Linked DNA regions of Mus musculus: all the other regions are linked to region 5. Evidence: chromatin contacts called from ENCODE POLR2A ChIA-PET data. All regions are on one chromosome and are shown on one strand. Each heading gives the region's core, a stretch centred on a gene start or an enhancer-like site at or near the end of the contact. The rest is flanking DNA. Distances are from core to core; before and after follow the strand shown. Region 1 holds the start of Akt1s1 (AKT1 substrate 1 (proline-rich)). Region 2 holds the start of Aldh16a1 (aldehyde dehydrogenase 16 family, member A1). Region 3 holds the start of Nup62 (nucleoporin 62). Region 4 holds the start of Ptov1 (prostate tumor over expressed gene 1). Region 5 holds the start of Rras (related RAS viral (r-ras) oncogene).

The links. ChIA-PET counts read pairs that join two places held with the same protein, here RNA polymerase II (POLR2A).
Region 1: POLR2A ChIA-PET joins it to region 5 with 38 read pairs in embryonic stem cell. The contact joins the promoter of Akt1s1 here to the promoter of Rras in region 5. POLR2A ChIA-PET finds 5 or more read pairs at or near these places in 4 of 5 experiments (Patski and embryonic stem cell).
Region 2: POLR2A ChIA-PET joins it to region 5 with 28 read pairs in embryonic stem cell. The contact joins the promoter of Aldh16a1 here to the promoter of Rras in region 5. POLR2A ChIA-PET finds 5 or more read pairs at or near these places in 3 of 5 experiments (Patski and embryonic stem cell).
Region 3: POLR2A ChIA-PET joins it to region 5 with 35 read pairs in embryonic stem cell. The contact joins the promoter of Nup62 here to the promoter of Rras in region 5. POLR2A ChIA-PET finds 5 or more read pairs at or near these places in 4 of 5 experiments (Patski and embryonic stem cell).
Region 4: POLR2A ChIA-PET joins it to region 5 with 17 read pairs in Patski. The contact joins the promoter of Ptov1 here to the promoter of Rras in region 5. POLR2A ChIA-PET finds 5 or more read pairs at or near these places in 4 of 5 experiments (Patski and embryonic stem cell).

Annotation. Positions count from the first base shown.
Region 1 is chr7:44,847,339-44,852,892 of GRCm38, forward strand. It overlaps Akt1s1 (AKT1 substrate 1 (proline-rich)), which reads left to right and starts at 1,886. Exons shown (of 5, transcript NM_026270.4): 1 at 1,886-2,010; 2 at 5,233-5,554. The coding sequence starts at 5,240. Tbc1d17 (TBC1 domain family, member 17) reads right to left here and starts at 1,741. Exons shown (of 17, transcript NM_001042655.1): 1 at 1,511-1,741; 2 at 1,098-1,196; 3 at 932-1,003. The coding sequence starts at 1,531. Mir707 (microRNA 707) reads left to right here and starts at 2,361; the gene lies at 2,361-2,433.
Region 2 is chr7:45,152,698-45,158,417 of GRCm38, forward strand. Aldh16a1 (aldehyde dehydrogenase 16 family, member A1) reads right to left here and starts at 1,839. Exons shown (of 17, transcript NM_145954.2): 1 at 1,695-1,839. The coding sequence starts at 1,784. It overlaps Pih1d1 (PIH1 domain containing 1), which reads left to right and starts at 1,606. Exons shown (of 10, transcript NM_029406.4): 1 at 1,606-1,843; 2 at 3,609-3,702; 3 at 4,035-4,101; 4 at 4,906-5,085. The coding sequence starts at 3,613.
Region 3 is chr7:44,813,655-44,819,687 of GRCm38, forward strand. Nup62 (nucleoporin 62) reads left to right here and starts at 2,434. Exons shown (of 2, transcript NM_053074.2): 1 at 2,434-2,829. It overlaps Atf5 (activating transcription factor 5), which reads right to left and starts at 2,004. Exons shown (of 3, transcript NM_030693.2): 1 at 1,828-2,004; 2 at 1,335-1,628. The coding sequence starts at 1,512. Il4i1b (interleukin 4 induced 1B) reads left to right here and starts at 2,716. Exons shown (of 9, transcript NM_001171024.1): 1 at 2,716-2,829.
Region 4 is chr7:44,867,791-44,873,084 of GRCm38, forward strand. Ptov1 (prostate tumor over expressed gene 1) reads right to left here and starts at 1,878. Exons shown (of 12, transcript NM_133949.2): 1 at 1,561-1,878. The coding sequence starts at 1,731.
Region 5 is chr7:45,015,633-45,021,025 of GRCm38, forward strand. Rras (related RAS viral (r-ras) oncogene) reads left to right here and starts at 2,310. Exons shown (of 6, transcript NM_009101.3): 1 at 2,310-2,536; 2 at 4,468-4,555; 3 at 4,671-4,773; 4 at 4,858-4,966. The coding sequence starts at 2,384. Scaf1 (SR-related CTD-associated factor 1) reads right to left here and starts at 617. Exons shown (of 11, transcript NM_001008422.1): 1 at 448-617.

The DNA of each region.
Region 1 (5,554 bases), core at 636-3,135, 170 kb before region 5:
CCCTTTATTAAAAAAAAGAAAGAAAAAATAACCCTTTATTAAAAAAAAGAAAGAAAAAAGAAAAGAACAGACTCACACCCCTGCTCTCAGCCCTTTCTGTGTTCTTGTCAAGATTCCTCTGTGTCCTTCTGACTTTTCACTGTAACTGAATAAAGAGCTTCAAGTGGTAGCCATTGTCATTGTAACTAGCTGTGAGTCTACAGGGGGCACTGATGATGGACAGACAGGGGATACTGTTGAGCAGGGCCAGACATAGGCTCAATGGGTAAGACAGATGGCCTAAGTTCAGTCCAGAGAACCCACAAGGAGAAATGAATGACCCCTCCGAGTAGAACACACACAAATAAGCAAATAAGTCATCTATGGCCAGAAAGATAGTGTAGTAGTTAGCAAGGCTTACTGTACAGTCCCAGAGACCAGAGTTCAGATCCCAGTCCCCACATACCATCCAAAGCTCCAGCATGTGTCTGCAGTGCTGTCTTCTGCATGCACTCACAGGTAGTGCACACACATGCTCACACATTCACACCCCCTCCACACCCCACACAATCTAAATCTTTGCGCTTAGTGAGAGGGTTCTGGACTTGCTGCCAAAACCGGCAACCTGGGTTCAACCCTGGAGCCCACTCGGTGGAAGGAGAGAACCTGCTACCACAGGTTATCCTCTGACCTCCACACACCCACACCGTGGCATGTGAATGCACACACACAATAAATAAATGTAATAAATAAACGTAAAGCAAACAGAGAGGAAAGAAAGCTGCCTCAGACCAAAACTAGGCCACACCCCTTGAGAAGTCTGAACCCAGCAGGGTCCCCTAAGGAGCCAAAAGGATATGGCATTAGGTCATTTCAGAAAGCAAACAGGCTCACAGGTTCCCGAGTACTCCCTGCCTTCCACTAGAGTGGGGAAGAGGAGCGAGTCGCCTACCTTCTTGAAGAGAATCTGGGTTGGGTCTCCAGCCTCCTCCACCGGAGCCCAGTGCAGAAAGACGTCGCTGTCCTGAGGGACATGGGGAGGACTTAGTAGAGTCACCCGAATGCCCCTCATCCCTCAATTCGAAGTTCCCACACATGTCACCTCCATCCCGGCCCACCTTTTCCACCACTCGTATGACGCCGGCGATGAGCGAGTCTGGATCCTGGTGTTTCCGGGCGCTGGTGTGCAGGTACACGCCTCCCTTTTCAAACACCACCTAGTGAAAGCCAAGGGTCTAAGGGAGGCGTTTTCCCCAGGGGCGGGGTCTAGAGCCCCTGACTGACAAGCGGAGATGGGGCGTGGCGAGTCTACAGTCCCGCCTCGCACCCCAGATGGGCGTGCGTTTTCCAGGGGGCGGGGCTAAGGGAGGCTCTCCCTAAGGACTGCGGAGAGTGACAACAGCATCGTAACTAGAAGCTGGTGCTTGCTAAGTTGACTCGGCCTAATCCCTGCACAGCAGAAGGTGGAAGCGGACCATCAGTGGGGGGCGTCTCCTGTAGATGAGCGAGGGAATGATTTCCAAAGTCTTACCCTGTAGCTGGATCCTTCCATTGCCGCCGCGGAGGTTCCACTGCCCCTATCTCCTCCTTTTCCGGGTCAACTTGGTGTCATATCCGGAAAAATAACGCTCCCTTCCAGGCTAGATAGTGGTAGCGTCCCCGAGGTTGTTAAGGCTGCAGTGGGTGAGACCATCTGTTTGAACAGGGTAGTAGAAACTCGAAGACATAGGTCACGAGGTGTAGAACGCAAAGTTGGCAAGGGTCAGCGGGACGGCGCAGGCGCACTGCGCCACTCTCGCCACGAAGTAAACAAGTAGGAGGACCCATGCTCGCAGCCCAACTCGTGATCGCTCGGGAACGCCTCCTTGGCCCTCTCCATATTTTATACTGGCATCGAAGCCAATACTGTGCCGTTTTTCTCGAGGACAAACCAGAGCGGCTTGGTGGAAGCCATGTTAATGCGGGGCACTACCATCTCTTTGCGGGGCACGACGGCGGGGTGCTGGAAAAGCGAAACGGAGAGAGGAAAAGGTGAGAGAAGCGGTATGGCACCAGAGGCGCTGAGGGGCTCGGGATAAAGGGTGAAGCCGTCAGTGCTCCTGGAAACGAAGCTGCCCCAAATTTCTGAGTCACCGTGGAAAGAGGACTGCACCACCATCTTGAAACTGGGCAAACCGAAGCAAGAAACGCTGCCATATTGAATCTTTGCCAGCTTTGTGTTAAAGGGAACGAGCGAGGGCCTAGAGGAGGGGGTCTAGTGTGGACGGAAGGAAGTGTCCATATGCTTTATAGGCATATGAAGCCATACTAACTGCCACGTCGGGACGGGAGCAGACGTTGAATACGAACGAGGGACGTCATGCCGCTTGCGTGTGAGCATGGGCATGCAGTCATGCCGCTTGCCTACGCTTGTGTGAGCATGGGCATGCGGTCATAGTTGTTGCGGGCAATTCGAAACAGTAGCAAAAGTCTTTTGCCGTATTTTCCATCCGTGGGCACCCTTGCTGTCGCTCTTGCCCACGGCTTGCCGACGGAGCTTCTAGTTGCTATTTTGATTTGAGGCATGCAGGATAAGGGAGGGGGAGTGTACACAATGGAGGAGGGGCAGCCACACGGAAATGACGCAAGAAGCCGCCATGCCTTTTGAGGGCGGCGACGGCGCCTGGCCGGCCATGCTGGCTACGGGCACGTGAGTGGAGGCGGCGTTGTGAGCTGGGGTTTGGGGAGGGTCTGGCCTTCCTGAGGTTGAGGGGCAGTGGGAGGGCGAGCCCCCGTGGGAAGGGTATGGACTGCATAGGTCAGGGGGGCAGTGATCGTCCTGCGACTCCTGGCCGACTGCTGAAAGAGCTCACGCTCAACCCCATGTGTCTGACTCGCGACGAAGTGTAGACGAGCTTCACTGCGGGGGTGCCGACGGGCTGGAACCCTCACGCTGGCGGTGAACCATGTCCATACGGCTGTGTGTGCTGGGGGTCGCGGGTGGGTGAGGGGGCGCCCCGGGCGGGACTTCCGGTCCCGATCCCCACCGGGGGCGGGATTTCCTGTTGTGTTCCTAGAGCAGGGGCCTCTCTGGGCTGCGGGCGTGGTGTAGCCCTGGTCGGCGGCCTCACTTCGGTGGTAGGATCCTTCTTGGACGTCCCGCACCGTGTCCCGTGCTGCGGCCGTTTTCTTTTCTATCTCTCTTCACAACTGTCCTGGGAGGCCTGCACCTTCCCGCTGGACAGCTCCCCCTTCCTGGTTTGCCCCAGAGTCTTGCCTCATAGGAGGCCATAGGCCTAGGAGGTTGGAGTAAGTTGCCCTCATTCCAGCCGCCTTCACAAGTCATTCACTCGGTGACACTGCTGCTGTGGCTGCCCCCGAGATCTCGTGCAAAGAGGCTGAGACTTGCCACTCTTTGCCCTCACGAAAGTGAGGACCGAAGCTGTGTCATCTTGGATCAGTCACTTTCTTGCCCTTAGCCATAATCCTAAACTTCCAGCCTCCTTTATTAGCTAGGAGAGGTGGAAGGTGTGTGTAGGAGTTGCTGGGCGCCTTTTAAAGCTGTAGGTAGGACTTTGAGGCCCAGCAGACAGTAGTGTCAAAGCACTGCAGCTTTCTCCCTCTCCATGGAAAGATGGGATGGGGGGATGCAGTCTAATGAGGTAGGCAGGGTGGAGCGCAGTATTGGCAGAGAAGGCTCTAGACACAGACTGCTCTTCTCAGTGGTCAGCTCTGCCAGTATAACAGTCAAGAGCCTGGATTCAGAGCTTCAGGCTGTAAAGTGGGGTGTCCATTGCTGATTCATGGAGGAAGTGAGGGGTTGCTTAGGAACGGTGATCATCTTCTGGTCCAACATATGAGTCGTTCCCACTTTGGTGAGTCAGGGGCAGCAGAACAGTGTGGAGTCTGTGCAGACTGGCTTTTTAAAGTGTGAGTGACAGGAGCTTGCAAACTGCATCCATATTTCTCTTCACTGTGGTCCTGGCGGGCTTAAGTTGCTCCAGTGATGGGGTGCTCACCACCTCTCAGTTCTCAGCTGCCTGGGAGCCAGTGAGTGGTCCAAGGTCACACTAAATCATGGTGGGACTCCAGATCCTTGTGCGTCAGTTCTGTCTGATGGGGAGACAGGCAGCAGAGTAGCTGTCACAAGCTCTCCAAGCACCACAGAGCCCTGCACGGCAGGGGCTGAGGAGATGTAGAAGCTGAAGCTGTGATTCTGGGCACAGAGCAGCTTGCATCTTCCTGTGCCCACCTTCAGTCCAGAGCTCATCTCTCTCCTGAAAGAATGATCCCAGAGAAGGCGGCATCTCCCTCACCTAGTGATTGGAAAGTTGGCAGTGACCTGAGAACCAGTTATGTGGGTGTGGGGTCCACCTGGTCCTGGTCACTCTAGAAGGCAGAGTTCCACTGCAGGGGGAGAGGACCTACTGGACCACGTGAAAGAGGAAGGCATAGCACTGGCCAGGCTGCTGTGCTGCAGAAGCCATGCAAGTCACCTGTGGTTTTTGTTTTGTTCTTTGAGACCAGATCTCTGTATCCCAGGCTAACTTCAAAGCCGTAAAAGTCTTACTTCAGTCTCTGAGTACCATGCTTTCAGGTGTGTGCCACCATACCTGGTTACACGTGTATTAACATGCTGCACACCATGGGAAAGGTGCACATGAAATTGGTGTAAGTCTTCAAAGACTTACGTTAGGCTGGGCATACAGTGCTTCCCATCTCCAGTTGCAGGGACTCCGGTAGTGGAGGGAAGTCGGTTGCAAAGGTTCGGTGCCAGCCGTATATTAAACCCTACGCAGTTCAGCTGGCGCTTGCAGGCACTTACTCACCAAGCTGGGGTTTGGTCCCCAGCAAACTAGGCGTGGTGGTGTGCATGTGTGACTTGAGCACTCAAGAACTGGATGCATGAGAATCGGGACTCCAAAGTTACCTTTATACACATAGTGAGTTTGGGTCCAACTTGAGTACTTGATCCTGGCTCCCAGAGTATTAAGAAACCAAACTAAATAACCACAAACCAACTTGACTCTAATGTTCATAGCCAAAACAGATGGAGACTCGAAGGCTTTGGGTAGTTCCTGTGTGGAACAGGATGGGGCCAGAAAGCAAGCTAGGACTGGGAAAGATCCCAGGGGAGACAGGTGTGGGAATTGGGGGAGCTCAGCTGGGACGGCCGCGTGCCGTGGAGGGGAGTTGCATTGCAGTAGTTGCCCCTCAGGATGAGGAGTGATGGTTGCGGCATCCTGAGCCCCTCTATCCTGCTCTGGCCCACAGGGCTCGGATGGCGTCTGGGCGGCCAGAGGAACTGTGGGAAGCCGTCGTGGGGGCCGCCGAGCGCTTTCAGGCCCGCACTGGCACAGAGCTGGTATTACTGACTGCAGCGCCACCGCCGCCGCCCCGCCCTGGACCCTGTGCCTATGCCGCCCATGGCCGCGGAGCCCTGGCAGAGGCGGCCCGACGCTGCCTCCACGACATCGCACAGGCGCACAGGGCTGCCACTGCCACCCGACCTCCTGGTCCCCCACCAGCACCACAGCCGCCCAGCCCTGCTCCTAGTCCACCACCTCGGCCAGCCCTGGCCAGGGAGGATGAGGAG
Region 2 (5,720 bases), core at 589-3,088, 140 kb after region 5:
TCAGATTTTGTTACGGATGGTTGTGAGCCACCATGTGGTTGCTGGGATTTGAACTCCGGACCTTCGGAAGAGCAGTCGGGTGCTCTTACCCACTGAGCCATCTCACCAGCCCGGGATCCGACTCTTAACCAGCATCTTGGTGACATCTCTTGATGAACCAGTCTGCCTCCATCTTAGGCTTGAAAGCCTCTTAAAGACAAACTAGCTTCTTTCCTGTTTCTGATTAAACCTGTTTCTCAAGATTGGGTTATGTCCCACCTGTAACCTTAAGTACAAATGGTTCTGCACTGCCTGTTCCAGAAAACTTCAACCATGTCTTGGTTTTAAAAAGATATATATTTTTAAAAGATTTATTTATTATTTATTATATGTAAGTACACTGTAGCTGTCTTCAGACACTCCAGAAGAGGGCATCATATCTCGTTATAGGATGGTTGTGAGCCACCATGTGGTTGCTGGGATTTGAACTCTGGACCTTTGGAAGAGCAGTCGGGTGCTCTTACCTACTGAGCCATCTCACCAGCCCTTAAAAAGATATTATAATTGTTTTGCAACCCTACCTTTGTTTCAAAAGGTTGTTATGGCTACCATTTTAGGAACACCTTGCAATAATGTCTTTACTACAGAAGGTTATTATAATGTGTATGTTCTGCTCCTGTAACCTCAACTATTTTGGTGGCCAAATCCCCCTATCCACAAACTATATATAAAAACCTTGTCTTTCTCACATCCAGGACTGACTTCTAGAACCAAAGCTTATTGGGGAGGCAGCTTGTGTCCTCAAAAAAAAGCTAGCTTAATTAATTACTTGCTTAAATTACTTTGGCCGTGATGATTTCGGGTCAGTGATCTTTCTCCTTGTATCTTTGGGATCAACACTCTAAACTTTATAGAGTGTTTTATGCTGTCCCTCCAAAGCTGGAGTCCTTTTGTAGTGTGGTGACTCCTCTTAAGAGTCTAAAGACTCTACAACCTCCTAATACCTGCTTGGATGCTGGAAGAATTTCTGGGACCCTGGGCATTCTGATTGGTCCTTGGTTTTAAAGAAAATCCCAGGAACCCTACCACATTCCGATGAGGCTGCAAGAGGGTTCTGGAGCCTTGGGCCAGGAGGCTCTAAAGGAATAATATAAATGAAGTACGAAAACAGGAAAATCTCCCAAAGAAATCCACTAAACTTGGGAGGGGGAGAGGGAGAATGAGAATAGGATGGGCTAGGAGGGTCAAGAGAACTCAGATGACGTTCGAAGGGGCAGGAGATCACAGAGCACCGTAAGGATATTGAAACAAGGGGAGCAGTCATAGCAAGTTTTGGACGAACTTGGGGTTCTAAACGAACTTGAGGTTCTAAACGTTCCCGCGAGCCTCCAAAGTGCCGGGGGCCACAAGGAACCACGATCTAGCAAGGTGAAGACTCAGGAGGACCGCGAGAGGTATGGGGATTTAGTGACCACCCGTTCCTGAAGGGTCCTGGGGAAACACTACGGCGGCGTTCGGGACCGTAAACGAAAACCGCGAGGACAACCATCGCCGCCCACCGCCAGCCGCCCAGCCCAGGCTTCCGCACTGTAGGGGAAATCACGCGCTCAGAGGGGCGGGGCTTCCGAGAAGGCCGCAGTGGATGACGGGAGCCCGCGCGCCCCAAGCGGCCGAGAGGACTCGGAGGCAGCAGCGGCCGCGGGGCAAGCCCTCACCAGTGCGCATGCGTGGCTCTCCGGCACCGGTCCGTACTCCAGCGTCGTGAAAATCTCCCGGGTACTGGGCTGTACACGCGTAGCCGCCATCGCTCTCCCGGAGCCTTCCGCGAGGGATTGCTGGACGGTCTACCTAGAGGAACTTGGAGGTCCGAAGGGCGGCACCGCCCACTCCAATCAAAGGGGCGGGGCCAACCGTAGGGCCCGGAAGCGAGCTATATAGGACGTGACCCGCCTACTTTAGAGCCGCGCGATGCGGCCTATGGGCGGATGCTGGGAAATGTAGTTTCGGGGAGAACAGACATGGTTGGGTGGGTGGGTGGGGTCCCGCACTGGCAGAAGGCCTTCGGCTATTGTCACTTTGACTCTTTAGAAAAAATAGATTTTCGTTGTTTTGTTTTATTTTGTTTTTCAGACAGAGTCTCACTGTGAGCTCTGGAGGCCCTGGATCTAACTATGTAGACCCGGCTGGCTTCAACTCACAGACCCACCTATCTCCGCCTCCCGAGTGCTGGTATTAGAGGCGTGTGCCAGCACACTTGGCTAAAAAAATATTTATCTTTCTTTGTATGTACTCTGTGTAGCCCTGGCTCTCCTGGAACTCACTTTGTAGACCAGGCTGGCCTCGAACTCAGAAATCCGCCTGCCTCTGCTTCCGGAGTGCTGGGATTAAAGGCGTGCGCCACCACGCCCAGCCCTGAGGTATGTCTTTGCACTATGTGTCTGCAGTGCCTGTGGAGCCCAGAAGAGGGCGATGCAGCCGCTGGGCTGGAGAGAGCCTCATGACAGTTGTGGCTGTTTGGAGCTTAACCCCAGACATCTCCAAAAATAACATGTGTTCTTAATTGCTGAGCCTTCTCTCCACCCCAAATGCTTTTCTTTCTTTAAAAGAAGCAAACAAAGATTATTGTTATGTGCATGAGTATTTTGCCTGCTTGTCTGTGCATCATGTACATGCAGTTCCCCAGGAGGCCAGAAGAGGAGGCGACAGATCCCCCTAGAACTGGAGTTACAGGGCTTTGTTAGTCGCAATCTGGGTGTTGGGAATCGAACTCTCCTCTTCTGGAAGAGCAGTCAGCACTCTGCCGTTTAACTATCTCTCCAGCCTCCTCTGCCTCTATAACTTCTTTATAAGCAAAAACATTAATTATGTTCAAAAAAGGGCGATTAATAGCATTGAGACTGGGTGTGTGTTGAGTGGGATCAGACCCAGAGCCTAACTCATGATAGACAAGAGCAGGAGATACTAAAGTTCTCAGAGTGGCAATCCTTTCTGTACTGTAACCTCTGAGGTTTGGGAAGGGCAGATATGTAGGTTTTATTGATTCAGGAAGTGTGTCATTTCGCAGGCCTCCTCAGTCCTTACTTTTGATTGGTTGGCTAGGAGGGCGTGGCTTCAGCTCTTTCATACAAGTGGTCCCTGTAGGTGCCTGCTTTGGATGAAGGGCGCTGAGGTGGGCTTAACGGTGGCTACTTCAGTTCCTTAGTTATACAGACGCCGGAAGTGTGGCTTTCATTTATGCATTGGCCAAACAGGACCTATCAAGATACCCAGCCGACTTGAGAACGGAGCCTTCATCGTAATGGAACTGTAGACCATTCTCAGGACAAATTTTGGGATTCTGGGTGGAGGCCTGGGTGTACTCACTGGTCCTGGTCGGGAGGTAATGGTGCATGCCTTTAATCCCAGCACTTTGGAGGCATAGGCAGGATTCGAGGCCAGCCTGGTCTACAAAGCATTCCAGGGCAGCCAGGAAAGGCTGCACAGAGAAGCCCTATATCGAACACACACACACACACACACACACACACACACACACACGCAAACGAATCAGCTGTGACCCTACAGTAGGCTAGCTTCGCTTATCTGCGAAACGTTCTTCACGTTTTTGGACGCCTAGGACTTTTTCCTAGGGCCATGGCGGACTCGACGTTTTTGGCACCAGAACTAAGCGACACAGAGTCGATGGGTGAAGAGACGGTGCGGTTTCAGGAGCTGCTGCTGAAGGTGCGGGCTGACTAGACTGGTGGGAACCTGGGTATTTAAGAATCTATTATTAATTGGCACTCAGAGATGTGGCTTCAGTTCCCAGAGTGCCCCATGGCAGCAGTGAGGCCTGTGGGGATTGTAGTTGTTTGCCTCAGGTTTCCTAGGTTCTAAATGAAATGGAGTTGGGGTGATCTTGGGAGTTCTTGTAAAAATAAAAGGGGGCATAGACTGCATAGTACCCCATGTGATCGAGCCTGAGCTGTCCTGAGTTCTCCTACTGACGTTTGAGGAGCAGAGGAAGGGGTTGACTTTGCAGATACATCCTGGATGGTTTACTTTTGTCCCCACAGGCTTCCAAAGAGCTCCAGCAAGCCCAGACAGCCAGGCCAGACTCTACACAGATCCAGCCAAAGCCTGGTGAGAAACAGATGTAGACAGGAATGTCTGTGTCTAGGTAGGTAGGTAGGAAGGAAGGATGTCTCAGGGAGGATGGGAGACCCTGAGAGAGGGTCAGTAGAAGCTGAAGGCAAGAGACACAGAGGATGAAGGTGACAGATCATAACTGGGTACAAAGGCCTAGAAGTAGTTATGTGAAAGGACAGGCAGACAGGAAGATCACTGACAAACACTGGGCCACAGGGAGCAGAGTGGGGAGTGGAGATTCAAAATAAGAAAGAGGAGCAGAAAGCCGGGCGTGGTGGCGCACACCTTTAGTCCTAATACTGGGGAGGCAGAGACAGGTGGATTTCTGAGTTCGAGGCCAGCCTGGTCTACAAAGTGAGTTCCAGGACAGCCAGGGCTACACAGAGAAACCCTGTCTTGAAAAACAAACAAACAAACAAAAAAAGAAAGAAAGAAAAGAGAAAGAGAGAAAGAAAGAGGAGCAGAGAGCACTGGAAGGCGGGAAGGCAGAGGCAAAGTGTGAAAGCAGGGCCATGCGTAGCGGGTAGAGGTGCTTGTCACTAAGCCTGGTGACCCAGGAGAGCTGCCATCACACATTCCAGCCATGGTGTGCTTGCACATATGCACACACACGCAGAAGAGGTGCATGTAGTTAAAAGAGGGGAAGAAATGAATGCCTGTGATCTAAGGAGGCAGAAGTGTCCCAAGTCTGGGGCCAGCCTGAGCATAGAGTGAGAGACCTCGTCTCAGAAGAGGGAGAGGGTGGGTGAGAACGCGACAGCCCAGGGACAGATGGCCAAGACAACTGTACTCGTGCAGGTTTCTGTGTGAAGACCAACTCATCGGAAGGAAAGGTTTTCATCAACATCTGCCACTCTCCCTCCATCCCTCCCCCGGCCGACGTGACTGAGGACGAGCTGCTGCAGATGCTGGAGGAGGACCAGGCTGGCTTCCGAATCCCCATGAGCCTGGGAGAGCCGCACGCGGAGCTGGATGCAAGTCAGTGCCCTCGGAAGACACAGAGTCTGCTCCCCCAACATTGCTTTTCTCAGGAGCTTCCAGTCAGCACTGGGAGCTAGGGGGGTCCAGTGTGAGTGGTCCAGGACTGGAGGGCATGTCCCGGGCTCATCACTGAGGCTGAAGAAGGCTTCAGAGAGGGTTATGTGGAGGAGCGCCAGTCTGATTTGAAGAGTTACTCAGGCAGAAACAAAAGAGCGTCGTAGGCAGAGATGACAAGTGAGCTGGGCATGGTTGCTCACTCTTCCAATCTTAGCTCTTAGGATGCTGAGGCAGGAGAATTGCTGAGAGCTAGAGGCCAGCCTGGGCTACCTAGAAAGAGGACAAGGGCTGGTGTCTGGAGGATACAGTGATCTGGTTGATGGACAGACTGGAAGTCTGGACAGCCAGGGGTCTAGAGTAAAAAGGAGCATTTGCTAGAGTGGGTGGGATAGAGTGAGGGGTCCTTGGAGCTGCTGGGGAGGAGCAGAGACAGCTTTGGTGACGTGAGCCAGAGCCAAGAAGGACCTTGTCTGAGTTGACCTGAAAGTGTATGCTGCCTCTCACTTCCTGTGTCTTGGGTCTCTGGTCCACGGGCAAGTTTTCCTTACGGGTGTTCTATGGAGGTTGTGCAGACC
Region 3 (6,033 bases), core at 1,184-3,683, 200 kb before region 5:
CAATAAGTCAGGGAAGAAACCAATCAAGCAATCAACCAACCAGCTAGCTAGTTTACCCTTCAAGCTACTAGCCAATGAACTAACCAACCAACCAACCAATCAACCAGTCAGCCAGCCATAGGATTTACTAGCTAACCAGCCAACCAGGCAATCATACCACTCAGCAGCCAACCAACCAACAAATTCATTAATCTATGAACAAGCCAGTCAGTCAATCAGCCAACCATAGTTTACAATCAACAAACAGACCCACTAACAATGAATGAGGCAACCAACCAACCAATCAGCCAATCATATAGTTCAGTAGCCAACCAAGTAACCCAGAAAGTAAGCAGTGAACCAGTGAACCAGAGTTCACCAGCCAACAATCAACTAAACCACCATGTAACCAATGACCCAGCCAACCAGCCAATCACCCATCAGTTCACCAGGCCACCTGCCAATGAACTAATCAACTCACCAACCAATCAGTGAACAAGCCAATCAATGATTCAAATCAATCAGCCAACCACTCAGTGAAGCAGTCACCCAACTAACGGTCCACCCAACAAAGGTCTGCTCCCACGTCTGTAATCCTGCTCTGTGGCTGCTTGACTGCACCCCATACCTATGTCTTCTCTCCTTTCCTTGCTTGTTCAGTTATTATTGGTGATAGAGACTTGTGTAGACTAGGCTGGCCTTGGACCTGCTTTGTAGTCCGTGGCTGAGGACAACCTTAAACATCTGACTCTCCCAGAGTGCTAGGACTATTCACCACTCTCTCTCCTCCCTTTCCTGCACGTGTGTGTGTGTGTGTGTGTGTGTGTGTGTGTGTGTATGACTCGCTCCATCTTTATTTGTTCTCCTTTTCCATTTCTGAGATGTTTGAGAATTACGTTCTTGCTATGCTGCCTAGGCTGGCCTGACCTCAAGAGGCTGAGAAGCCCCTTGAACAGGGGGAGCTGAGGGCATGTGCCACCAGGCGCAGTCTGGGACAACCATCTGTTACATAGTCAAAAGAGACTGTGCCCCAGGATCTCTGAGATGGAGCCCCCTTCCACCTTATCATGGCTCCTTCTCCCCATCCCTCAGCCCTCAGTTCAGATGTCATCTACTTAGAGGGGCTGACTTCTCAACTATGTCTTTCATCACTGTCCACTAAGCTTTGGTCTCCCACTTCTGTCTCCTGATGCACCCATGAGCTTAGGGATCCCTTGCTCGGAACCCTGCAGACCTAGAACAGTGTTGGGCACACTGCAGGCCCTCAGTACTGATCTTGTGAAGGAATAAATTCTTCCTTTTCTGTCCACCCCCACCCCCAGCTCAACCCACCTCTCTTCTTAACCTGTTCTTACCTGCCAGGGGCTCTCCCCCCCCTGGAAGCCCGCCCTCCAGGGCACCCCCAAGGACCTCATAGGGGCCCAGGGGGGCAGGGGCCAGGGGGAGTTTCCCATAGTCTACGAGCCAGCCCAGCCCGCTAGCTGGGAGCAGGGCCCTGTCCAGCTCCAGTCCCAGGGTCGCCAGGAGTGACATGGCTGTGACACAGGCACAGGGCAGCGACGGCAATGGAGGCTGCACCAACAATTGGGAGGCAGCGTGGAAGATTGTTCAGCTGGGTGAAGACAGGCACCAAGGCGAAGGTGGAGGACCTGTGAGGACAAGGGGACGTGGGTGGGATTGAGTCAAAGCGGCTTGACCCACAGGCTACACAGTTTCCTTCTTTCCGAAAATTTCAGCGCTCCACACATTCCCAGGGACATTATTGGAAACTCCCCTGCCCCATCTCCTCCCTCAACACAGAAACCTAGTGTTTTCCCAGGGGAATTACCTCTAGTCCCTCCTACCCACCTCATCTTATTCCTCTTCATAAAAATTTCAATCCCAAGGGAATTTCCTTCTAGCCGTGCCCCTTCCGCATCATTAGACTATACCCCCTTTAATCCACAGGGGTTCCCAGAATAATTCTGCATGCCTGGGCCCTTCATCAGTGTCACACACACAGATCCCGCTCTTCCCTTAAAAATTTTGGTGACTTCTAAAGATTCTACGGGAAGCTCCGCCCACCCTTCTGTCTGTCACAGTCAGTTCCCGTCCCCCACTAGCAAGTCCCTAGAGGCCCCGCCCCTGTAGTGCTAGTGCTAACTCTTTCTTAAAGGTGTTCCTAAAGCCTTTCCTGTCAGTTTAAGCCAGTCCCCGCCCCAGCAGGTGTCTGATTGGAGGGAAGTTGGGCCTGAGTCGGAGCCTCAAGCAAAACCCCACCCTTCCTCGCTGCTGGCTCGACTAGCGACGAGGCGCAAGCTCAGTCCCAGGACCCGATCCATTGTTACGCCACTACCCTCCTGGGGGACCAGTGCGCGTGTTTAGCCAATGACCGGCCGCCCGCCGTAGTTCAGGCCGGGGGTGGAGGGGTGGGGGGGTGGGGGAATAAGACAATGCGCATGCGCAACAGGTTGTGGGGTTGTCTCCTTGGAGGAAAAGGGGCAGAGGGTCTGTGAATTAGCGCGCAGGCGCAACGGCGCGCGAGCCGACCTTAAAAGCCCCCAAATTCTCCGGAAGCACGCCCTCCTCCTCCCCGCCCCTCGCAACTCGAGCCTAGTGCGCTTGCTCAGCGGATGCGCCGGCCGCCAGCTTCCCTCTTCTGCGCCTGCGCGACCGTGGTTCCTCACTTCGTCTCCCCCGCCCCCACCACGAGGCTGACCCGTGAAGCCCCGCGAGCTCTGAAAGGGCGGGAAAGGCAGTTGGCGAGGGAGGGGCGAGCGGTTACTCACTCCATGGCGGCGAAAAGGCGAGGAGGCAACGGCGGCGGCGGCCTCGGCTGAAGAGACGGTGTGAGCGGAGAGTGAAGGCGCGGTGAGCGCGGAGACGGGGGCGGGGGACACGACGGGGTCGCGGCTACAGAGCCATTGCGCGGGCGGAGGCGGCGTGGCGGGAGCGTTAAGGGAGACTGTGCTGAGAGGGTTGAAAATGAGGCGGCCCCGGGGCCTGGGGACAAATATACCGGGGGCGGCGCAGCGCGGGCTTGCCTGGATCCCTCCGCGCCCCGCCCTCGCGCGGCCCCGACGGGGCGGTGGCGACCCCGGGCCCGCCATGTCGCCCTGACCCTCCACTCTCTGCTTCAGGCTGGGGGCCCGGGCTCGGTCTCCTGAATCGGTCAGATCCGATGTGTCTTTCACACCCGAAACCAGCTCGTCTCGTTCTCTCTCCCTGCTTCACGAATTTGCCACCCGAGACCTCGTGGGTTAAGCCCATCGCCGAATGGCGCAAGCTAGCTTAGGCTTCATAGAGGAGTTCCAGGCAGCAACCGCGAGATAACGCTTCCCAAGTACTTGTAGAGCGCTGTATACGCGCACAGATATATCAGCTATGGAAAGTAGGCCACGAAGTCCTAACCACGAGACTCTTCAACATATTTTTGTTTGTTTTGTTTTAACATTTATTGTGGTGGTCAGAGGAGAGCTAGCAGGAGTTGGTTCTCTGACCATGTGAGTCCCAGGGACGGAACTCGGGTCAAACTATTTGGCAGCCTTTACCCACTGCTCAGTCATTGTATTTTCTTTTAGAAAAAAACCCTGACTTCACCTCTTTTACTCTCCCTACCCCAGATTCTTAGCCATATGATCGTTCTGTGTGTCCCACCTCCAAGGTTTCTGTTTCCAGCCATCCCTGCCGACCTCTAAGGTTTTGCCCTTGCTCTGACTTTCTTGCAGTCCTTGCTCTCTTGCTGACCCCACTAGATAATTATTTCTTGATCCTGTCCAAAATAGGACATTTATATTCCATTTAGTAAAAGAGTCCCTCTTGTCCTTCACCGGGGATGATGCGTGAACCCTGTTTTCTACCCCATGTTCATGTACATGGCTGGCATTCCATGTGAAAGTCAGTCAGTGTGTCATATTTGTAGCAGCTGAGAGACTGAATGGTTGGAGATAGAGCTCAAGAATGCTCGTCTGTTTTTAACACCAGAACCTTAGTCTCTGTCCAAGCACCACATGGATTGGGCTTGACTTGCCTGTATTCTCAGGATTTGGGAGATGGGAGAAAAGAAATCATGAGTTCAGGGTCATACTGACTGGCCTCAATGTGTTTTAAAAAGAAAAAGTCCAGAGGCCAGGCTTGATATCTCACCTACTTAGGAGGCTAAGACAGGAGTATTGAAAGTCAAGGTCAGGGCTGGAGCTGCTTTGAGATGGCTCTGGTGGTGATCTCTAAACTCAACCCTCCTGAGTTCCATCCTCAGGACCCACTTGGTAGAAGGACAAAAGCAACTCTAGACGGTTGTCCTCTGACCTCCACCACCTGTAGTGACAGGTCTACATACTGAGTAAGGGGAGGAAAAAAGCTCAAGGCTTGCCTTGACTAGAAAGTGAGTTCTTGGCTGTCTAGAGAACTTAACAAAGATCCTGATTTTAAAAAAATATGTAATGGGCTGGGGTTGGAGGTTGGTGGCAGAGTGTTGGCCAGAATACTGCTTTCCAGACTCTGGTGTCCATCCCTGGTACTGTAAAAGATTCAGAGCAGGTGGGGAATACTGATTTTGAAAGTTACAAGTCCTTGAGATAATTCCCCTTGGAATGGGCACTCTTTTTTTTTTTTTAGATTTTATTTATGTAAGTACACAGGTTCTCTTCAGACACACCAGAAGAGGGCATCAGATTCCATTGCAGATGGTTGTGAGCCACCATGTGGTTGCTCTGGAAAAGCAGTCAGTGCTCTGTAACACTGAGCCATCAGAGTGTGAATTCTTATCTTCTGCCAGTGTTTGAGCACAGGCGTGATTTGATGTGTTTAGACTCCAGCCCTCCCTTGCCAGCTATGGGCTTTGTTAAGTCCATGTGGAGTCTGCTACGAATACAGAAATGGGATGGACCCAGAGCTTCATGAACTGCATGCTAAATGGACATTCTACCACCTGAGCTGCATCCCTGGGCCCCACAGGTGCTGGTTTTTATTTGAAACATTGTGCCATGTTGCTGTGCCGGTGGTGCTCCTTTCCTTGAGTTTGGTATTTTAAAGTAAACTTTTGGAATAATCGAAAGGTTTCAAAGACAGTGCAGAGTGGGGGTACCAGCCCATAGTCTTCCCCATGGTACTTCTTTTTTCTTTCCTGAGGTCCTACCCAGATGCTTCCCCCGCCCTCAGATCCACCTTAACTCAAGAGCTGGTTTTCACATTTAGCTGCCATGCCCTCCCCAGCATGTGCACAGCCGTCACTTTATGGGAGTTGTGATCATCCCTGGAGGCCTGCCACCCTGAGCCTTGGCCAGTACCAGACTGTTATGTGTCCATCATGTGTGCTATTCTCTCTTCCTAACCCTCACCCCGGCTCAAGTGGCAGCCTAGTCTCTTTCCTCTCAAAAAACAAAAACAAAAAACAAATCCTGTGGGGAGCCAGAAGCAAGGGTGGAGCTGCTTGGAACTCTTTTCCAGTGCGGAGGGGCCTGAGCTGGGGAGTGAGGCGGCTGGTTGCAGGCAGTTGCATCAGCCGGGCTCTGATGGTTAGGAAGGGCTGAGGGAATTCTCTGGGGACCACAGAGCACCTGGCAACAGCTCCTAGGTAGCAAAGACCTGTATAGGAGCCCCCTGGGCAGAACACTGAAAATCTGGGGCTTTGTGCTAAGAAGGGGCCTAGCATCCCAAAGGCACTAGCTTAGTTGTGAAAGACAAGACTGGGGCCTGAAAAAGGGTAAGAAGAATTTTGCATGGCCACAGTTGTCTTTGATAGAGCAGAGTTCCCCACCCTGTCCTGTGAGGCCTCAAACCTGGACTATTACCTAGATTTTGTTGTTGCTGTTAAATTGTTTTGGTTAGTGTGCAAAGAGGTTTTGTTGTGACGCTTCGTATATCTTTATTTTTGTCCACCTGGTTGCTTCTCATCCCTGTACTATTGTGGCAGGCCCTGGTTTCCCAGTTGAGAGAACAGCCTTGTGTGATGGAAAAGGATTGGGCTTTATGGGTTCTGTTTGTGGGCAGGAGTTGGTCTGCCTACTTAGATTTTGGTGGGGTGTGCACCAACCTGCTACTTGTCTTCCCAGTGTGAGTGTACATGGTATTGTG
Region 4 (5,294 bases), core at 628-3,127, 150 kb before region 5:
GACAATTGGGGGGCGGGGGAGGGGGGAATCCTAAGGAAGCTAGAGTCTACCTGAACCAAAACGTTTACCTGAATGCATGCTGAACAGTGGTGCCAAACATGGCCACGTGTCCCCTCCTCCACCCCAGGGTGCAAACTAAACTCTTTTTCCGGCCAAAACATTTCCAAAAGACCAGTCGGTCTCCTGGGCCAGTCTCTAACCAGACTAGACACACTCCAGGCCAGAGACCCTTCTGATTGTCACCAACGCATCTCTGCTCTCTGCTAAAGCTCGTGAGTCCTTTATACCCGGTGTGATGACAAACCAGAAAGTTCTCCCGGTGACTTAAGTAGCAGAAGAGCCTAGGTCTTCACTGCTGAGGGGCCTTCCTGATGGTTCTGCAGACCCAAGCCCTCAGGATTACAGCAAATCCGCACACTGGCTGCCTGGGCTGGGTGTGCAGTGAGACACTACAAGTGTCAGCATGTACACCACCACACAGTCGGTGAAAATCAGGCAAACACACTTAGGAACCTAAACAAAATCCAAAACTATTCAAGTGCGGGGTGAGGGATAACCATTAAGAGGCTTGTGTGTTTGCCTGCACCCAAAAACACCTGTATGCCCACAACAGCAGGGAAACAAACTAGGAACATGAAGCCCACTAAGCGCCAAGTTCGTGTTTACGCATGCCTGATTTGCTGTTTGCGCACTGCATGGCCAGAGCCAAGTCACATTTGTAGAAAAGGGACACATATGAGGACCCCAGGAAGGGCTCCCAACACCAAGAGAAAACTTCAAGCCTAGGCTGTACTACAGCGAGGGGTGTGTCTGCGTTCCTCAGGTGATCCAGGCGACAGACCCGCCTCAGCTCCTCGGAGAACAACGTCGTCAGAAGTCTGAAGTGGTCAGTACCACGCCAGGGAATAGCTTACCGCTGGCCAAGCATGCGCAGGTGTGGCCACGAGTCCACCATCACAATGGGGGCAATTTTGTTGCCCCAAGAAAATCTCAATGTTTCTAGAAAGTGCGCGCACGTTTACTGAGTGGACAAAAAGGTGACAACCCCACGAACTTACAGAGCTGAATATTTACCTTAAGCTTTATCTTAAGGCTTAAGGTCTGGGCTAGCTGCGGGGCGGGCGGGTATGCAAATAGAGGGACTGTCCACAATCGCCATCTGGCCCCGGGGGACAACGCCCCCGCGAGCAACAGCTGGGCGCGCGTGTAAGCGCCGGGCTCCTCCACCGGCCGCTTCGCGCATTTCCAGACCCGGAGGCCGAGGACCAACTTTGCAATTGGAAAAACAAGCGTGCACCCCAGGCGCCCCCCGCGCGCGTGTGCAGCCGGCCGCGCAGTCAGCAGTAATTCGAACCCGCCCCGCCTCCGTACCCCGCCCCCCGCCCAGCCCGCCGCGCAACAAAGGGGAGCGCCCAGAGCCGATCAAGGACTGATCCCGGACCCCTGGGTGCGCCCTCCCGCGGGAGGCCCGTGGGCGCTGCGGACAAAGGCGCCCGCCAGGGGAGGGGTGGCGGGGCGGGGCGTGCGTGGAAGGCTCTGGAAACAGGCCGTGGGACTCACCATGGGAGGGGCCGAACGAGCCCGGATCCGCGGTGGCTGCGGGCCTCGAGGACCGCCAGGCCAGGAACGTGAGCGCACGGCGCGGACGACCAGGGGCCGCGGTGGCCGGCCACGACCTCCGAGGGGGCCCCCGGCGCCGGAGCGGTGCGGGGCACGGCGCGGGCGGACCATGGCGGGTGGGAGGCCGTGGGCCTCACGGGGGGCTGCGGGTCCGCCGACCGACAGGCGCGGGCGCGCGGCTTCGGGGAGAAGCGGAGCGGGACCGCGGCGGGGGACGCGCCGCTGAGGGGTCGCCGCGGCCGAACCACTGCAGCGAACAGGGGAGCCCGGCGCCAACCAACGCGAAGCTGGGGGGAGATGCGGGGGGGGTGGGCTGGCGCCTACCAACGTGGAAGAAGAGGGAGAGCCGGGACCAACGCCGGGGAGAGGAGGAGCCGGCGCTAACCAACAGACTATGGAGCTGGGGAGCCAGCGCTGACAAACAGGGATGGAGGACTGTAAGGGGGTGTGGCTGGAGCAAACCAAGAAGGTCAGGGAGGGAGGGTTTCAGACTTGGAAATGACAAGAGAGAAACTGTGCTACAAGAGTTCGAGCTGGTGAGACAATACCAAGTCCTCACTGCTGGAGGGACAGAAGGCGGTAGACAGGATAATGGGTGGCGCGACGGAACCTACCACCAGACTGAGGGGTAGATGTAGGAACCAGGCGTTCTTGCCTCTTGGAGGCGGTGACGTGGCAAGGTGGCTAAAAGACTACAACTTCCAGCGGGTCTCTCGCAGCCTGGGCGTGACCAGCATAGCTGCTGGCCCATTTGTCCAGGGTCTGCCCACTGTTGCTTGGGCCTTCTAGCAGTTGCCTTACCCAGATCACGTTCTTGATCTGAAAGGACTGTGCAGTGGCATTTCTTGCTTCCGTTTGTTTTTAACCTGTGATACTATCCAGCCTTAGATTATCTGCGCTCGATGTAAGTGGCGTTGTGTTTACGCAGTGTTAGCTTATGCACCCAGGCTGACCTCGAACTCCTAAGCCTTCTGTCTTCACCTTTAATTGGGTGTGCACTACTACACGTGGCTGTTAAACTATATATAGGGTGCTGAGGTTTGAATTTATAGCCTCTTGCATGCGAGAAGTTCCCTCCTGCCTTCTTTTAAACTAGAAAACCTATTTGGACTATACTTTGTTCTTCCTTGCTGATTCATACACTACTTTAACCAAATTATATCAGGCCCCTGACAGCACACCCAAGCTATGATGCCTGTCACCTGGAGCAAATGTCCTGGCAGTAGGCTGGCTTTTTAAAAATCTCGTGTTTTATAATTGATTTAAAAAGCTAAACTGGAAGGTGAGCAGCAAGAGAGGTCACCTGGTCCTTGTCTGCCACCAAGCCTGACAACCTGGGTTCAATTTCCCTAAACCCTATGGTGGGAGGAGCAAAGAGACCCTTACAAAGTGCTCCCTGAGCCCCACACAAGTCCTGTGTCACATGTGCACATAATTCAGAGTCTGCTTGCACTTCAAAGTGAGCTCAAAACCTGATTGGGCAACTGACTTAATACGACAGCCTTGTCTCATAATTAATAAACAATAATAATAGAGATTGAGTAGTGACACTAGGCATTAATTAAAAGGTACGGGAAGCCGGGCGTGATGGCACACGCCTTTAATCCCAGCACTCGGGAGGCAGAGACAGGCGGATTTCTGAGTTTGAAGCCAGCCTGGTCTACAGAGTGAGTTCCAGGACAGCCAGGGCTACACAGAGAAACCCTGTCTCGAAAAACCAACCAACCAAAAAAAAAAAAAAAAAAAAAGGTAAGGGAAAAGGGTCACACCAACTTCATGAGATTGAAGCCAGCCTGGTCTACATAAAAGTCTCCATAGCAACAACAGTAAGGAATCCAGGCAGAGCCCAAAGCCCACTAGTGGAGCAGGTTGGCTGCAAATGAAGTTGATGGCAGCAGTGGCAACAACTGATTTTGAAGCTGAGCCCAAAGGGTTTTGCAGGGCGACAGAGATAAAGGGTGAAGAACAAAGCCAGGACTTCACAACTGTCAAGGGCAAGCAGTTTCTTTTGTTTTTCATGACAGAGTTTGTCTGTGTAGTTCTGGCTAGAACTTGCTCTGTAGACCAGGCTGGCCTTGAACTCACAGCCACCTGCCCCTGCCCAAGTGCTAGAATTAAAAGCATGTACCACCACCTTCCAGACCTACTACAGATTTTATAATCCTTGCAAGTTTGTGGACAGGCAGGGCTAAACATTTGACAGACTGTCTCAAAAATGGGAGGTGCTGCAAAGACGGCTCAGCAATTAAGAACACTGCTCTTCCAGAGGATCCAAGTTGTATTCCAAGTACCCAGTGGCAGCTTCACAAATATGTATGATTCCAGTGCCAAGGGATCAGATGCCCTCTTTGGGCCTCTACAGGCACCAAGCACATACAGACATACATTCAGGCAAAACACCCATAAACATAAAGGAAACATTTAAAATAATTAAAAGAAAGCAAGAGAAAATCAGGTGTAATGGTGTAGTTACAATTTTGGGATTTTTTTTTTAAATTTATTATATGTAGGCACACTGTAGCTGTTTTCAGATACACCAGAAGAGGGCATCAGATCTCATTAGGGATGGTTGTAAGCCACCATGTGGTTGCTGGGATTTGAACTCAGAACCTTCAGAAGAGCAGGCAGTGCTCTTAACCGCTGAGCCATCTCTCCAGCCCAAGATTTTTTTTTTTTAACACTAATACTATGTTTTGTTTTAAACCCAGGTGTGGGATAAGGGGCTGCTTCAGACTGTTCACAGCAGCTATGATTCGATTCCTGCTCTAGCAGAGGCACGGTTTTGCCATCTGCAGCTAGTTTATGTGATTGTGTGCTGTTTGGAATTCTGATGACTTTTCAGAGGGTCTGTAAGTGCTACGACCCCAAGAGGCAGAGTGGGCTGTTGGGTACAGTTTGTTAAGTAGTCATATTCAAAGAGCAACAAGAAAGCAGATGTCCTAGCCAGGCGTGGTGGCACATACCTTTAATCCTAGCACTTGGGAGGCAAAGGCAGGCGGATTTCTGAGTTCGAGGCCAGCCTGGTCGGTCTACAGAGTGAGTTCCAGGACAGTCAGGGCTAAACCGAGAAACCCTGTCTCAAAACAAACAAAAACAAAGAACAAAAAACAAAAACAACAAATAAAGAGATGTCCAGATAGCAAAGATCAAACTTGTCCCAAGGAACTTGAGGTGCCTAATTAGCAGGAAGTACTCTACAGATGCTATGCTAATCCCTTTATGACCCCTAACTTTATTCAGGGATCTTTTCCCTTTTCTCTCTCCTGTCTAGTGGTAAGGGGTTGAAAAGCTGGAATAGAAAGGATGGAGAGAGGTTAAAGGAAGAACCCACAAAGTAGCAGAGAAGAGCAACATAGTGGCACACACCTTGTAATCACTAAGGAGGCAGGGGGTGGGGGAGAGCTCAGAGTTCAAGGCCAGCCTGGTCTTGATTGTTTTCCAGGATAGCCAGAAAGGGTTACCCAGAGAAATCCTGACTCAAATAACAGGCAAAGCAGAGAGCGTGCAGTGAGGTGGCTCAGCAGAATGAAGCAGACTTTGCTGCCCAAATCTGACATGACCTGAGCTGTAATAGCCAAAACATTAGGACTCTAAGTTATCTTCTAACCACACAAACAGAACCACCTCGCGGCAGGGCAGGCTGGAAACCGGGTGGCTGAGTGCTTAACCGGCTT
Region 5 (5,393 bases), core at 1,060-3,559:
GGCCAGCATGAGGAGAGACTTCCCAGCCCTAACAAATACACCCCAGTGAACTAGGTGACTCTGCAGACCCCCTTAACTCCTGGGGGAGTGAAGATCTCAAGATGGCCCCAAAAGCCTCTCAACAGACCCTAGCCTACGGTCGCACATAAAAACCATCTACGGCGCCTGCAGACGTGTCCAGGCTCAGCAATGGGAAGGAGGGCCGGCCTAGTCGCGGTCCAGGCCATACGAAAGCCCTCTGGCACCCACGGGCGCGTCCGGGGCCCTAAGAAGGCCCCCTACTCAGAGACTGCCTTGGCCGCTGCAGCCGGGTCCGAAGGTGCCACGCTACGCTCTCCAGGCCCCGTGGCATACGGGCGACACTCGGAGACGACTAGCGACCCGACTCCGCCCCGCCCACCCCGATAGGCCCGAGCCCCGCGGCCCGGACCGCCGCCGCCATCTTACCCCGCCGCTCGGGCTGCGGCTCCGGTCCCGGCGCGGGGCGGGGCGGAATGGGGCGGGGCTCGCGATTTGAGCTGGGGAAGGGCGGAACCAAATTGCCGCGGCGCTTGCCGGGATTTCAAGTACCCAGCTGGGTTTCCGAAAGGCCGGCAGCACCGGAGGCGACTCCGTTTCCCAGAAATCAATGCGTCACATGGAGGTGGAGTGCGCGCGCTGGATGCCGGGAGATGTAGTCCGTGTGAAGACTCCGTCACGCGGGGGACAGTGTACGGGGTGAGAGGTGAAGTGGGCGGGGCTGCTGGAGCGCGCGGTACGACCCCCCTCAGTGTCCTGCGTGCGCGGGGAAAAAGGCGGCGGATCAGGAAGTGATGTAAAAAAGGCGCTCCGTTGTTGAGATCCATGGGAATTGTAGTTCAATTAAGATGGACGCTACCCCGCCCATGGTCGTCCTTTCTGAATATGAAACCCTTCTAATTTTTTTCTCCTATAAATCCTAAGAAGATTTTTTTGAGACGCTGTCTTATGTATCTCAGACGGGCTTGGAACTTGCTGCTGTCTTTCTGCTTCTGTTTCCCCAGTGCTGGGACTCGTCAGTTATCATGCCCAGCTTCTAAAATTATTTATTGGGGGGGGGGAACTAGAGATTGAATTTAAATGCTCATACATGGTAGACAAACGTTCTATGTTATCACTAAACTATATCTATAGTCCTCTTTTCGTTTGTTTGTTTTGAGATAAGTTCATTCTAAGATGTCCAGAATAGGCTTTAACTTAAAATAATCTCCATTAAATTCAGAACTCAGGAGTCAAACCAGAGCTCCTTTACTCAGGACAGGAAAATCCAAACTCTGAGTCTTCTGGTTCAGAGCAGATGAGTGAAGACTCATTTCCCTCTTCCTTGGGACTCTGGAATTTCAATCCTCTTCCCTTTCAGGACGTCAATACCATATCTTACATAAATGTAAGTGCTAAATTCTTCCACAACCCTCCCGGAGCACTCATGCCCTCGAACTCAGAATTCTGGGTCCCCAGACTCTCCATCCTTTGGCCCCATGAGTCCAGACTCCCAGCTTTCCCAGTAGTAGTAAGGAGCCCCTCCCGACCCCCTGGACCGGAGTCGGACCGGAGAAATCTAAGTCTCTAACTCAATACTCTCGTAGGAACCAGTGTCTGAGCTATCAACCGCATCCTTCCAAAGCCCAGAAATCCTGGCTGTCGGCCCTTCTAGACCCGGACTTCCCGACTAGGATGAACTGGCTCATGGATTAGGAATGTGGTGATCTCACAGCCCGTCCTGCCCAGTTACCCTGCTGTCCCCCTCCAGGGCCCCAGCTCCCCTCCCAGTCTATCTTCCGTTTGGCTGGGACAGCGGGAACCGGAAGCCTAAGTCCATAGACAGGCCGAGACGCCAGCCTCTAGAACGAAGCTGGGGCAGAGAACTTGGCGACAATCCCAGGGAGGAGGCGGAGATTAATTTTGAGACCTGTGCTGTCCTAAGATCTCCCTATATACGGCCCTGAGAAGGAGCCCCAAGCCACACCTACCAGAAACAGTGGTCCTTAGATAATAACTACCGCAACATTTAATTTGCATATCCCCGCCCCGAAGAAAACTTTTTCGCCCAAAGATGGGGTTTATTAGCATAGCTCCTCCCAAAGGCGGACTGCAGGAGGAGAGCTCGTGGCTGTGCTTAGGGTGGACACAGGGTCATTAGCATATCCCCACCCCTCTTGGAATTCCCCGTTTTTGCAACCTTGTTTCCCCTACCCTTATTAGTCTAGCTCCTCCCTCACTCTGGCCTCGCCTCCTCCAGAAGCATCCGGAGACTCGTGTCCTCTGGCCAAAGCTCATGTTTATGCAGTATTATTAGCATAACCCACCCCTTGGTCTCTCCTGACTCCCCCTAGGCGGTAGCGGCGGCAGCAGCAGCGGTGGCGACATGAGCAGCGGGGCGGCGTCCGGGACTGGGCGGGGGCGGCCCCGGGGCGGGGGGCCGGGACCCAGGGACCCCCCGCCCGGCGAGACTCACAAGCTGGTGGTCGTAGGCGGCGGCGGCGTGGGCAAGAGCGCGCTGACCATCCAGTTCATCCAGGTAGTGGGCCCTCACCGGGGAGGGTTTCCCCGAGATCGAGACTTTGAGCCCTTTGGGTTCCCTGAAACTTTCGCTTCTCCCAGAACCATCATTAAGACCCTCCTAAGAGGATCTCTAACCCTCTGATTGCGACTCCAAATGCCCAGGGCCTCCACCCCCTTCATGAGGGGAAGCTTTCTCCTAATATGTCCTGGGACAAATCACCCTCCTAGAGGTACCTGAGAGCCCTCATCCTAGTCTGTCTAGCCCCGCTCACCAACTGGGAGTACCCTAAATTCCAAACAGTTGCTCCATTCAGACCCCAAGCACTCCCCGAGGCTCTAATCTCCTGATCATTGCCCAGACTTTGATTCTAAGACTCAGCTGGGACCACTCTGTCCTAAAACAGGCACCCTGTAACCCCTGCTTGAAGAGGATTTCCCTTCAGACCTGAGATTTCAGAAAGATCCTGCTACATGACCATCCTGGGAAAACACCAATATCTGGCATACCCCATTCTGCTAAATGCAGCCCCCCATCCTACCCCCAAGGAAAACCAACCATTTCTCCATCCTAAGTTCCCCACTCAAACTCCTTACCCTCAACCCTGAAAACTCTAAGTAGCTCCCATGTCATCTCCAGATTTAAAAAGAAAAGCATAGAACTCAGGTTTTTCACAGCCTCCAGAGACCTGTTACTTGGAAGGTTCTAGGTCCCATAAATAGACCTCTCCTACATCAGGAACCAACCCTCCAGGCTGTTCTCACCCTTGGGCATCTATTTACTTTGGGGTCCTAATCATCCCCCCACACACACCAAACCTCATCCTCTCCATTCCTTGCACCCCTTTTAGCCTCAGCCCTTAGCAAGCACTCTAGAGAGGAAGCCACCTTCAGCCTCAGCAGCCAAGTTCAGAAAATCCAGCCCAGCCCCGGAAACCTCCACCCAGTTCCCACGGGGAGCCTCCCCACATCAGGGCAACACTAGGAAAGTGAGGGCCCACTTGCTGTTGTAGAAGTTCCTGGGTGATGGACATTCACAGACTAGGAGCCTCCGGCAATGCCGTTGAGAAACCTACAGTGGGAAGAAAGAGTCCAAATTTGAGCCCCTAGCACCAAGGGCCAAACCTGGAGATGGCCAGAGGCCTGGTTGGAAGTAGCAGGACACAGTCAGGAAGGGAGAGGCGGGGATAAGGGTGGGGCTGCCTCTCTGAAGCAGGATTGGAACCTAGACCTTCCCAGGGGAGGAGACACTGGAGGCTGCTTATGGAGGAGGGAGCAAGAGGAGGGAAGGAATGGGGGGAGGGGGGGAGAGGAAGGGAAGAGAGAGACAGCAAGATCGGCAGCTACTTTGCTCAACCAGAATTCTCAGAAGCTGGTCGCTGACCGGTACCAGGTCAAGTGTTAAGTGTTGAGCAGGGAATCCTTGCCAATCAAAACTGTTAGATGGTATAGTGTCTTCATCCTCGATTCTCCAAGTGACGAAACAGCCTCGGAGACAGAAAGTGATTTGTTCAAAGTGATGCAGCTGGTGTAATGATGACAAAGGCTGAAGAAGACAGAGGGGCTAAGAGAGGAAAACGGGGGCGGGCATCGGTGACAGGGACCCACAACCTGACACCTGGAAAGGTGGAAACAGCACCGCCAGGAGCAGGTTAGAGATCCAGAGAGAAAGGGGGTGGACAGAAACCCAGAGAGGGGAGAGGGAAAGAGATGGGACCGGCAAAGACAGAGAGATCAGAGATTGGGGGGGGGGGGGTGTTGCTGAGACATCAAGAGGGAGAGAGACCAAGAGAAAAAGACAGAGACATTGAGACTCAGGAGGGGCCAGGGAGAGAAAGACAGAGACACAGAGAGAGGGGGGACAGAGACTTGGAGAAGATATGGGACAGGACTCACACACACACACACACACAGATTGCTTCGGTGACAGTGACCTTCTCTACCCCCCAGTCCTACTTTGTGTCTGACTATGATCCCACCATTGAAGATTCCTACACAAAGATCTGCACTGTGGACGGCATCCCTGCACGGCTGGACAGTGAGGATGGGATGGCTGGGCTTGGAAGGGAGGCAGGGGGCAAGACTCAGAGGATTTGTGAACATGCCCAGGACAACCTGGGGGGACCCACACGTTTCTCTCTCTGTCTCCACAGTCCTGGACACTGCGGGGCAAGAGGAATTTGGTGCCATGCGGGAGCAGTACATGCGTGCTGGCAACGGCTTCCTGCTGGTGTTTGCCATTAACGACAGGCAGAGGTGAGGGGGATGCTGGTGGGCCTGGCTGAGCACGGGGCAGGTTCCTGCTAAGGTGGTGCCTCATGCTACTGACTTCTCTTGCAGTTTCAATGAGGTGGGCAAGCTCTTCACACAGATCCTCAGAGTCAAGGACCGGGATGATTTCCCCATTGTGTTGGTTGGGAACAAGGCAGATCTGGAGAACCAGCGCCAGGTTTGAGATGCCCCCTCCCCTGGTCACCCCCATTTGGACCTAGGAAGCTCTCTCAGGTGACCATCTCCTACTCTGGATCCCTGGTCCCTCTATTGTCACAACTTTCACTTAAGAGATGACCCCCCAAGAGGAATCGCCCATCACTGAGCCACACCCCTGGCCATCACTGAGGGATTCTAACCAGGACCCCTAGCACTGAGCCACGGTCCTGGCCCTTATACTAATCCGTTGATACTGGTTCCCCTGTCCTGAACAAGAACACCCTTACTTCTTGCCTGCCTGCCTTCCAGTTACCTAAAACACCTTCATAATCTTCCTGACATCTCACTGATATCACTTCAACCCTCCAGTAGCCTCCTCTGGGGTCTTTCTAGAACTTTCTATCTTGAGCCTGCTGCAGTTATACAGTCGAGCACACCTTGCGGCG